Regions from separate parts of the Homo sapiens genome. Here region 2 is linked to region 1. The links are chromatin loops, found by intact Hi-C in ENCODE. Cell type or tissue: chondrocyte. All regions are shown on one strand. Links, peaks and the distances in the headings refer to the core of each region. The heading gives the core; the rest is flanking DNA.

The links. Peaks named below come from ENCODE experiments on the same cell type or tissue, not always from the same donor. Only the 100,000 strongest peaks of a DNase experiment are listed, where the experiment ranks them.
Region 2: a loop joins it to region 1, with 7 times the contacts of the local background. A loop is called at or near these places in 48 of 110 quality-filtered maps.

Annotation. Positions count from the first base shown.
Region 1 is chr18:35,947,742-35,953,524 of GRCh38, forward strand. LOC105372066 (a long non-coding RNA gene) reads right to left here. Exons shown (of 4, transcript NR_188032.1): 3 at 4,937-5,058; 4 at 4,062-4,296. Among named protein-coding and RNA genes, the nearest start is that of MIR3929, 16 kb to the left of the region's middle. In chondrocyte, for the core only: CTCF peaks have their summits at 2,808 (motif pointing left) and 3,012; a DNase peak (open chromatin) is centred at 2,480.
Region 2 is chr18:35,384,556-35,390,338 of GRCh38, forward strand. No RefSeq gene overlaps it. Among named protein-coding and RNA genes, the nearest start is that of ZNF396, 10 kb to the left of the region's middle. RefSeq lists a silencer at 4,790-5,084. In chondrocyte, for the core only: CTCF peaks have their summits at 2,136 (motif pointing right) and 2,398; no DNase peak of the experiment used is centred there.

The DNA.
Region 1 (5,783 bases), core at 1,482-3,981:
CTAGGGGAGCTGCCACACCCACCAAGGACTGCCTATTTACAGAGTGTTTACACATTGGAAAAAATATAAAGCTCTACCTTACTTACATAATGATTATTTGGTTTGTCCATCATACAAAACACAGTGGGCACAGGCTAAAATGTGAACAACTAACAGAAGGAATTTCATAGCCCATAATGCAACATTTGCTGATGCGTTGTATTTTTTAAGAATATAACGAGAAGCACATACTCTGATTAAATTGCTAAGTTCCATTACAGTCTTATAAAATATATTACAGCAAGCCTCAAGCTAAAGGCTTATTGGCAAGTACCTTGCCTCTGAGGTACAAGGAATCCGTTCCTGGGGGCTTATGAGAAAATGTTAGGGGGCTCCTTAATAATTCTGTACAAACACTGCTTGAGAAAATACTATTAATGCCTTTCCGCCAAAACTAAGCTTGAGTACTTTTTCTAAACTCCTCACCGTTTAAGAAGAAATAGCATGCAAAGTTCAAATGAGGTCATCATATCCACCCCCTCCTGCCTCCCACCTAGTTTTTTCATTCAGCAATCAATCCCTCCCCAACAATTGAGGTTCAGTTGCTGTGTCTGATTCATGGAAGAATAACCTGTCTTTTCCTCCCCCTTCCAAATTTTTTAAAACACCAAGCAGTATAGGCAAGTTTTTGTTTGTTTGGCTGGTTGGTTGGGTTTTTTTTGAGACGGAGTTTGGCTCTTGTCACCCAGGCTGGAGTGCAACTGCACGATCTCGACTCACTGCAACCTCTGCCTCCCGGGTTCAAGTGATTCTCCTACCTCAGCCTCCCAAGTAGATGGGATTACAGGTATGTGCCACCACGCCCAGTTAATTTTTGTATTTTTAGTAGAGACGGGGTTTCACCATGTTGGCCAGGATGGTCTCAATCTCTTGACCTCGTGATCCACCCGCCTCGGGCTCCCAAAGCGCTGGGATTACAGGCATAAGCCACCGCGCCCGGCCGGCAAGTTTTAAACCACAAGAATAAGATGTCTTTTCACAGGTGTGCAGAGAAGGACCCCAGAACTGGGTAAATTGAGAAGTGGGACACACAGGTTTTGCAGGCCTGACTCGGACACACAGGTGTGAGCCTGCAACAACAAACAGCTCCTCAACCCTCAAGTACAAGAACAGGGGAAAGAGTGGCATTCTATATTTTTTTGAAAACTAGCTGAACTTGGTCTGCTCTTATTTTACCATTTTCATGTATGGTTTTGCAAATGTTTTACTTGACTTTAGCCTATATTTCAAATTATCGGAATGTTTTATATTCCCATCTATTTTAAACTAGTAATTACCTGTCTAAAACAAATGGACACCTTCTTGAAATAAATGTAATTAGATTATTACTGATACACACAGTATTATTGAGACTAAAAGTAAATAATTTACTGCTTGAACCCGGGAGGCGGAGGTTGCAGTGAGCCGAGATCAAGCCACTACCCTCCAGCCTGGGCAACAGAGTGAGGCTCCGTCTCAAAAAAAAAAAAGAGTAAATAACTTACTGTACTGTTTTGCAACACCTTAGCCCTACAGTCTAATCATTTACACAAAGCATTTTTCTAGAGATTCCACTCTGAATGTTCATCATGGCATAGAAACACAACACTTTGCAACTGATCTCCTAATCCAATTAAATGTTTGTATCTTATTTGGTCATTTGCCAAAACTTGTTGACTATGTGCTGCACACGTTTCTATTTCTACCGTGGTAACCTTAAAACACCAAGGATAACCAGCGGATTCTTAATTAATGACCTCCTCTGACTCCAGTGATCTGTCCAGGGTCATGTCCCACAGATGTCAACCAAGACAGCACTCCTGCCAGACCCATCTGGCTTTATTTCCAGGCAATTTCCTTTTTTGACTTCCCATATGTTTGCTTCTTGTCTTTCTGGTCTTTGCTTTCTGTTCCCAGTCTCTCTAACTCACTGTTTCAGCACACACCGACTTTCTCTTAAAACATCCCTAAAGTGATGGCTGTTTCTCATCATTTGTCCACGCAGTTAACTCAGAACTCAGGGACACTGACCCAGGCCTCCACTGGCTTCAAAACAAAGAGTTTGCCCAAGGTCCTCAAGGAAATTATTAATGCTCAGCTCTAATAAAATGACCATGCTCCCACCCCCTTCCCACACACCGTCTCATTAGCAGGGTTTATTTTTATGGGTAGTACTGTGAATCCACTAGGTAGAAGCAGGTCCTCTCGACGATCCCCTGACGACAGCCCTTGCAGACACGGCTATGCCCAGGCCCATCGCCTGGATCCTGAGCGCGTCTGGCTCTCCACGCCAACCCATTCTGCCCGCTGACTGCTTGAGTCCTAAGCCCGACGACCCTGCCCCAGACCCTGGAGACGCTGGACGCTGGCTCACCTGGATCCCACTCAGACCCGGGCGCGGGCTCACCTGGTCCCCCGCGGGCTTGGGCGTACGCTCATCTGGATCCCACTGGGACCCGGGCGCAGCCTCACCTGGTCCCCCGAGTTCCCGGGCGCGGCCACACTGGGTCCCCCTCCTGCTCGCGCCGCCCTGGGCGCCCCGGAGGAAGCTCTGTGCGGCTGCAACCCTGAGTCCCAGGCGGAGCGGTCAGCGGAGAGTTCCAGCCAACTTATTCCGTGCGCCTCGAAAGGGAGGGTTGCTGGGCGTATAGATATTCTATTTCGCGGGGCCTTTGCGCTCCGAGTGGCCCCTCTAGGCCAGTTCCTCCGAACGCTAATCGGGGGCTCCGCGCTCTCCCCTCGCTTCCCTTTGCTTGGGGAATTGGCAGCGGGGCGCAGGGATCCATCGGAAACGCAAAACTACTTTTTCCCCCTGCTGGTCACTGTGAGGAACTGCACGTGGTGGAACTAACCTGTAAGTAAGGATTCCTTCCCTCTAAGGAGAGAAGCTTGGGGTCTTTCCTCCCCCATCAAAGGCTTCGAAAACTCCCCCTTTTATTCCGTTTCTTTTATTTCAACTGTCACATTAAGAGATAGCAACTCATTTTTAGGCTTCAGATTAATGAGAATAAGTAAAATTAAAACATCCCACTAGAGCGTTTAAAATTTTTTTTCTCTTTTTAAATTATGGAAAATTGCAAACGTGAAAGTAGGCAGAAGAGTATAATGAGGTTCCAGCTTTTGGTAACGGTGGACTAATCTTCTTGCAGATAAAAGTTATACAATCTGGCTGGGCTCCGTGGCTTACTCCTGTAATCCCAGCACTTAGGAAGGCCAAGGCAGGCGAATCACTTAAGGTCAAGAGTTTGAGACTAGTCTGGTCAACATGGTGAAACCCCGTCTCTACTAGAAATACCAAACAAGAGAAAAAAATTAGGTGGGCGAGGTGGTGCACCACCTGGGCGACAGAGTAAGACTCTGTCTCAAAAAAAATAAATAAAATAAAATAAAAATTATACAATCTGAGCAAAGCATTTTTAAAATAATGTGTGAAGGTATTAGAGATTGATCAAAAGAAGGCAGAAACTGTAGGAAAACCACCCTTGAAAAATGAATGAAAATTGTTGGGATTTGTGAGTTTATGGCTTTTGACATGAGGGCAACCCCCAATCAGTGAGCAGCTCCAGCTGCAGAGAGCCATCGCTTGATTGACTTGAAGTGGACAGAAAACAGAGTTTGAGACTAGTAGAATTGGAAAATTGGGGCCAGGAGTGGTGGCTCACACTTGTAATCCCAGCACTTTGGGAGGCCGAGGTGGGCAGATCACCTGAGGCCGGGAGTTCGAGACCAGCCTGGCCAACATGGCGAAATCCTGTCTACTAAAAACACAAAAAATTAGCTGGGCATGGTGGCAGATACCTGTAATCCCAGCTACTCGGGAGGCTGAGGCATGAGAATTGCTGGAACCCAGGAGGTGGAGGCTGCAGTGAGCCAAGATAGTGCCACTGCACTCCAGCCTGGGTGACAGAGGGAGACCTTGTCTAAAAAAAAAAAAAAAAAAAAGGAAAATTGGGAAGAGGTAATTCTAGAAGGGAAGAATATATAGAGAAGTATGTGTCATGTTAGTTTTCTCTTGGCGCCATAACAAATTAACCACAGCTTAATAGCTTAAAACAACACAAATTTATTACGTTACACTTCTGGAGGTACAGGGCTCATTGGGCCAAAATCAGGGTGTTGACAGGCTGTGTTCTCTATAGAGGCTGCAGAGGAGAATCGATTTCCTGCTCACTCGGGTAAGACTGAGTTCCCTGATTTCTTGCTGGCCGTGAGGTGAGGGTCATTCCAGCTTCTAGAGGCCCATGCTGCATTCCTTGGCTTGGGACCTCCTTCCTCCATCTTCAAAACCAAAGCCGGGAACTATCAGTCAAGTTCCTCTCACACTTCAAATCTGTCCTCTTCCTCCCATCTCATCTCTCTGACCCAGCCTGGAAAAGTTCTCCCCTTTTAAGGATTTGTGTGATTAGATTGGGCCCACCTAGATTATCCAGGATAGGATAATCTTCCCCATTTTAAGTCAGTAACCTTAATCACATCTGCAAAATCTCTTTTGCCATGTAAGGTAACGTATTCATAGGTGCCAGGGAATAGGACGTGGACATCCTCAGGTAGCCATTAAGCTGCCTACCAGAATCTACCCTCTGATCCCTCAAATATGTCGCAGCTTAACATCAATAACTATATTAAATATAGCCAGGTGTGGTGACCTGTAATCCCAGCACTTTGGGAGGCCGGGGTGGGTGGATCGATTGAGCTCAGGAGTTCAAAACCAGCCTGGCCAACATGGTGAAAACCCGTCTCTACCAAAAATACAAAAAATTAGGCCAGGCACAGTGGCTCATGCCTGTAATCCTAACACTTTGGGAGGCCAAGGCACGTGGATCACTTGAGGCCAGGAGTTCGAGACCAGCCTGGCCAACATGGTGAAACATCATCTCCACTAAAAATACAAAAAGTAGCCGGGCGTGGTGGCACACACCTGTAATCCCAGATGCTCGAGAGGCTGAGGCAGGAGAACCACTTGAACCCAGGAGGGGGAGGTTGCAGTGAGCCAAGATCATGCCACTGCACTCCCACCTGGGGGATAGAGCAAGACTCTGTCTTCAAAATAAATAAATAAAAGGACTATATTAAACATAAATACACTAAACATGCTAATAAAAAGACAGAGATTGTCAGACTGGATTTAAAACAAACCAAAAACAAGACCTGGTTGTATATTATCCACAAAAGATGACTCTTAACTGCAAAAACATAAATAGGTTGAAAGTAAAAGAATAGAAAAGGATACACTGTGTAAAAAGAAAGAATAAGAAACCTGAGGTGGCCAACAAGCATACAAAAAGATAATCAACATCACTAATCATAAAAGAAATGCAAGTCAAAATCACAATGAGATATCACTGCATACCCACAAGAAGCGCCATCATCAAAAGAACAGAAAATAACAAGTGTTGGCAAGGGTGTGGAAAAATTGGAACCCTTGTGCACTGCTGGTGGGAATGTAAAATGCTGCAGCCATTACGGAAAACAGTATAGAGGTTTCTCCAAAAATTGAAAATAGAATTACCACATGACCCAGCAAACCCCACTTCTGGGTATGTATCCAAAAAACGTCAAAGCAGGATCTCAAAGTGATATTTACATATCCATTTGTCCATTGCAGCATTATTCAAAATATGCAAGAGGTGGAAGCAACCCAAATGTCCATCAACAGATCAATGGCTAAAGAAAATGTGGTACACATACAGTGGAATGTTATGTAGCCTTTAAAAAGTAAAAAATCCAGCCGGGCACGGTGACTCATGCCTGTAATCCCAGCACTT
Region 2 (5,783 bases), core at 1,154-3,653, 560 kb before region 1:
GAGAGGAACAAATTGATAAAAGAGTCAGTTTGCTCATAGCAATGAGCTTATGAGAGTGGACTGGAAACAAGAAGATGTGAAGTTTGATTCATATTCGTAATGGGAGCCCAGTGTAAGATAGGAAGGAAATGAAGGATGAGGTCAAAATGTTAAATGTGAAATTTAACAAAGATTATTCAGATGGATTTAAAGGCATAGTTACCAGAGAAAACAGATGATCCATGAGGAGGATTTATTTTGGAATAAAAAGCATAATGGGGCCGGGTGCAGTGGCTCACGCCTGTAATCCCAGAACTCTGGGAGACCGAGGAGGGAGGATCACCTGAGGTTAGGAGTTCGAGACCAGCCTGGCCAACATGGTGAAACCCTATCTCTACTATAAATAAATAAATAAATACTAGCTGGGTGTGGTGGTGAATGCCTGTGATCCCAGCTACTCGGGAGGCTGAGGTAGGAGAATTGGTTGAACCCGGGAGGCAGAGGTTGTGGTGAGCCGAGATCGTGCCACTGCACTTCAGCCTGGGTGACAGAGCAAGACTCTGTCTCAAAAAAAAAAAAAGCATAATGGCTTCATGACAATTTGAATGTGAAGAGATGAAGAGAATACATCTCACGCAATACTGAAAATTCATGTCAGGGAAGACAGTAAAGCATGCTGAGAAACAGACGTGTTGGAGCTTCAGGGTCTGCTATAACATTGGATGCTCAGCACACTGCCCCGTATGAAGTCTTGCTCCTCACCTCTCTTCCAAGGCATGGGGCTCCATGTTTTCATCTTCAATTTTGTTCTCCACAGACTGGAACTAAATATTCAGCTATATGTGAGGTGATTCCTCTATGAGTTTCCTCCCTAGGAAATTCATACTGTAACTACCACAAACTTCGTGGCTTGAAACAACAGGGATTTATTATCACATGGGTCTGGAGGCTAGAAGTCTGAAATGAAGGTGTTGGTAAGGTCATACCCTCAGTGAAGGCTCTAGGGAGGAAGCCTTCCGTGTCTGTATGATTCCCGCTGGTTGCCGGCAGTCTTTGACATTCCTCATCACATGGCCTTCTTCCCTCTGTGTCTGAGTGTGGTTCCATGTATCTATCATCTTTTTAAAAGACACCAGTCGTTGGCTTTAGGACCCACCTAGCAATCAAGTATGACCTCATCTTAATTAATTACATCTGCAAAAAATGTACGTTTCCAATAAGGTCATTCTGAGGTTCTAGGTGGACACAAATTTTGGGGGTATTCAACCCAGCACACTGCCTTTGCCAGCTAGTAATTTGTTGAAATTCACCCTTCTGTGACTGCTATGTAACATGAAGTGGGTCTTTTAAATCTATTTCCTTAAGGCAGAGAATGAAGGAAGGGGCCTAAGAAAGGTGGCAAGTCCTGGATGGAAGGTGGATTATGACACCTGGGAAAGCAACATCTGTGATGGGTGGAGAGACTCAAACCGCAAATTTGAATACAAGTCATTCTATCCAACTGCCTGATGCCTTTGGAATCTACCCCTTGGCAAAGACCACGACAAAATATGGTAAACAGAATATAAGGCTATGATGGGATGTATTTATAGTCACAGGAAAATACAGGGCTCTGCCTTGTGGAGGAGATGAAATGGAAACCAATGTGATCTATAACTAATCATCACTCACTTTGTACATTCATAAAATTTCCCGGAAGCAGGAAACTGGAATGAGAATAGGCAAACTGGAAGCAATGCACTGAGCAGTTGTTCTGCCTCCATTCTTTTCTAGATGACAAAACTAAAGACCCCCACAGTGAAAATGCTTATCCCAATTTAGCCAGCTATTAAGTGACAGAACCCAAACTGGATCCCATATCTCCTGACTCTGTTCTTCCTATTTGATCCTGATGCCCCTCAGGAAAATAATTAGAATAAAATAAAAACATACTTCTTGCAAGTTCTGACAATTATTACCTAGAAAGAGGATTTGAGGAAATGGCATTTTTGAGGAAATGGTGAGAAATTTGCCTTTAATTCATATGTGTGTGAGGGAGAGTTCATTTAATTTCTTAGTTTAATATTAAGTTGTAGAAACAGTGTTTGATAAACCAAATCACAGGAGGAAAAATAAGAAAAAAGCTCCTTAACAGTAGGCGTGATGTTAACAATTTGTCAGCAGGAGGCGCTAGAGAGACATTGCAGGAGGAAGGGCTTCCCTTCTGGGTCTGGTGCGCACAGCTTCTCTAGCATCCAGTAACAGCTCCTCCCTGTTTGCTCTTGCATCCTTTGGGGCAGTTTTGTAGCCGAGTGCCTCCAGTGAGAAGCCTCCCAGTGAATGGCTGTCTCTTGCATTCTAGAGGGAAGACTTCTGGTAAGTTCTGAAGGGCAGATTTCAGGAAAGTTTCACTACCATGGCAAAACAGTGACTTTTCTGCTATCCAGTGAGCCAAGGCTATGTACCACAGAGGAGGTGCCTAACAATCACGTGGACAAAATGACACTCTCGGTGAATATAAGTCAGTCTCTTTCCCTAGTGCTTGCTCAACGGACTGTAAACAAAGTAGCCACAGTGGCAAGGATGGAGACTATGTATGGGCTCAAAAACAGGGACCGTCTCCACTCACCAAAACTGACCTAGCGAACACCACCATGTGTACCTACTTTGTCAACAGCAGAGGCCAGTACTAAGCCCTTCAAATGGTCCTCCACCGTTTGAAGAGGGCAACACTAAGCCCTTCAAATAGTCCATGGGAACCAGCCAGCCACCTGGTGGCAGGTTGATTACATTGGACCATTTTATTCATAGAGGAAACAGATTAATCCTCACTGGAATAGACATATATTCTGAATATGGATTCACCTTCCCTGCCTGTTATTCTTCAGCTAGCCCTACTATGTATGTACTTACGAAATGCCTTAGTCATCTTCTTGGTATTCTGCACAGCATTGTTTCTCATCAAGGATCTCATTTCACAGCAAATGAAGGATAGCAATGAGTTCATGTCTATGGAAGGAATCAATTGGTCTTACCACCCACATACTCCAACATCCAGAAGCAGCTGGCCTAACTGAAAGTTGGAATCACTTACTGAAGACTCAATTATGGTGTCAGTTGGGAGACAGCACCCCAAAACAACAGCATTCTGTCTTACAGGGTATCATACATGCTTGGAATCTGAGATCATTATATGATGCTGTTTCTTCATAGCCAGATTACATGGATCTGGGCATCAAGGGGTAAAAGTGAGCATGACTCCTCTCACTTTTATACCCAATAATCCATTTGCAGAATTTTTCTTCCTCTTTCAGAAACTTAGAACTATGCTGGTTTGGAAGTCATAGTCCCCAAGGGAGGGATTCTTCTACCAGCAGACACAGTGTTTCAATTGAATGGGACCATTCAGGAGGGTGAAACTGCTTCCTAGACATATTAGACTTCTTATGCCATTGGACCAACTGGAAAATAAAAAAGTTATATAGGGGAGGTGCTTGATCATGGTTACCAAGAGGAACTTGGGTTGCTACTACACTATAGGGGCAAGGACTATGTCTGAAACTCAGGGAATTATCTAGGGATGCCTCTTATACTTCTGTGGCCACTAGTAAAGGTTAATGGAAAACTACAGAAACCAAAAAAGTCAGGGTTAACAACTTAGATTCTCCAGGAATAAAGGTTTGGGTCACTATACTGGGTAGAGAACCCCAGCAAGCTGTGTTTCTAGCTAAGGATGGAGGATAGGTGGACTAGTTAATGGAAGAAGGAAGGGGTAGATATTCAGTTTCACAACAAATTACAAAACCAAGGACAGTAATAGCTTTGTGTATTTTCTGTTTGCTTATTATATACATTTGTTTATTTTATGTTCTAACCATTTTCATCTTCTTTCTCCACATTGTCGTTTTATACACAAATAGTTTAAACTTAACTTTACAATGTGTTCTTTAGGTTACAGAATATTTAGTGGGACTATGACTGAATTTGGGGAGTAATTAATATAACCAGTAATGAATACAATGACTGCCAGGACTGCGCATCTCTACATTTTGAGGAAATGGTGAGAAATTTGCCTTTAAAAAACATGGTTGTATTTTATTACAGAAGAAAATTAGAGTTGCTTTGTTGATGTACAGATGTGCTCAAAGATGTGAAGAAGGTTGCACGTGTAGGTTAAGTAGTCAGAGTCCTATTCTCATTTGAATCTCTGTGCTTTTGCTCAAGCTATTCTATGAGGGAAACTTCAAAAAGTTCATGGAAAATGTGTATTATGAAAAACTATGCATGGATTTCAAATTTTTTGCAAATAAACTCATACCAACTTGATATGACATGTCTGAATAGAACCTAGTTTGAGGCACTAAGAAGGATAAGATATCAATTTGAAAAGAGCCCCTATTGGAGCAACATGAATTCTGCTAAAATTGAAGCAAGAACAAACATCGAATTTATGGTGATGCTTGCATGGAAGAATGGTGAAATCACTGATGCTTTACAAAAAGTTTATGAGGATGATGTCCCCAAATAAATCAGCAGTTTACAAATAGATAAACCACTTGAAGAAGGACAAGATAACGTTGAAGATGAAGCCTGCAGTGGCAGACCATCCACATCAATTTGCAAGGGAAAAAAGGATCTTGTTCATGCTCTAGTTGAAAAGGACTGACAATTAACAGCACAAACAATAGCCAACACCACAGATGTCTCAAGTGGCTCAGCTTACGTAATTCTGACTAAAAAATTTGAGCAAACTTTCCACTCTATGAGTGCCAAAACCATTGCGCCCAGATCCACTGCAGACAAGAGCAGAGCTTTCAGTGGAAATTTTAAACAAATAAGATATAGACCCAGTAGCATTTCCTTGAAGAATTGTAACAGGAGATGAAACACGGCTTTACTAGTGTGATTCTGAAGACAAAGTACAATCAAAGCAATGGCTACCGAGACGTGGAAGTGGTCCAGTCAAAGCAAAAGTGGACTGGTTAAGAGCAAAGGTTGTGACAACAGTTTTCTGGAATGCTCAAGGAATTTTTCTTGCTGACTTTCTGGAGGGTCAAAGAATGATAACACTGCTTATTATGAGGGTGGTTTGAGACAGTTAGCCAAAACTTTAGCAGAAAAACACCCAGAAATCTTCACCAGAGAGTCCTTCTTCACAGTGACAATGTTGCTACTCATTCCTCTCATTAAACAAGGACAGTTTTGCAAAGGTTTCAATGGGAAATCATTAGACATCATCCATCTTACAGTCCTGATTGGGCTCATTCTGACTTTTTTTATTTTCTAATCTAAAAAAAATCTGTAAAGGGCACCCATTTTTTTCGTCAGTTAATAATGTAAAAAAGACTGCATTGACATGGTTAAATTCCCAGGACCCTCAGTTCTTTAGGAGGGTCTCATCACTTACAAAAGTGTCTGGAGCCTATGTTGAGAAATAAAGTTTTAATTTTTCAATTTTTATCTCTTAATTTTGTTTTTCCACAAACTTTAAGTTCCCCGTGTATATACCTTAAATGACTCCTCCCATCCTCTCAAATTTGAGACACAGTTTATTTCATCATGAAGTTTCTTCCAGTTACCCTACCCTGCAGTGATTTCTTTCTCTGTGTCCCTGAAGGATTTGATAGTATCGTACATTTAGTACCTAATTATACATTCTGAACATAATTATCTTTTAATTATTGGATGTATTATACTGTTCTCCATCCCCTGCCCCACCTGCCCCAGTCCACTAGACCCTAAGCTCTTTTAGGATGATATCTCATTCCTTTTTTGCACTGTCCATCGAAAACACACATACAGTGAGTCACTACTCGATGAATACT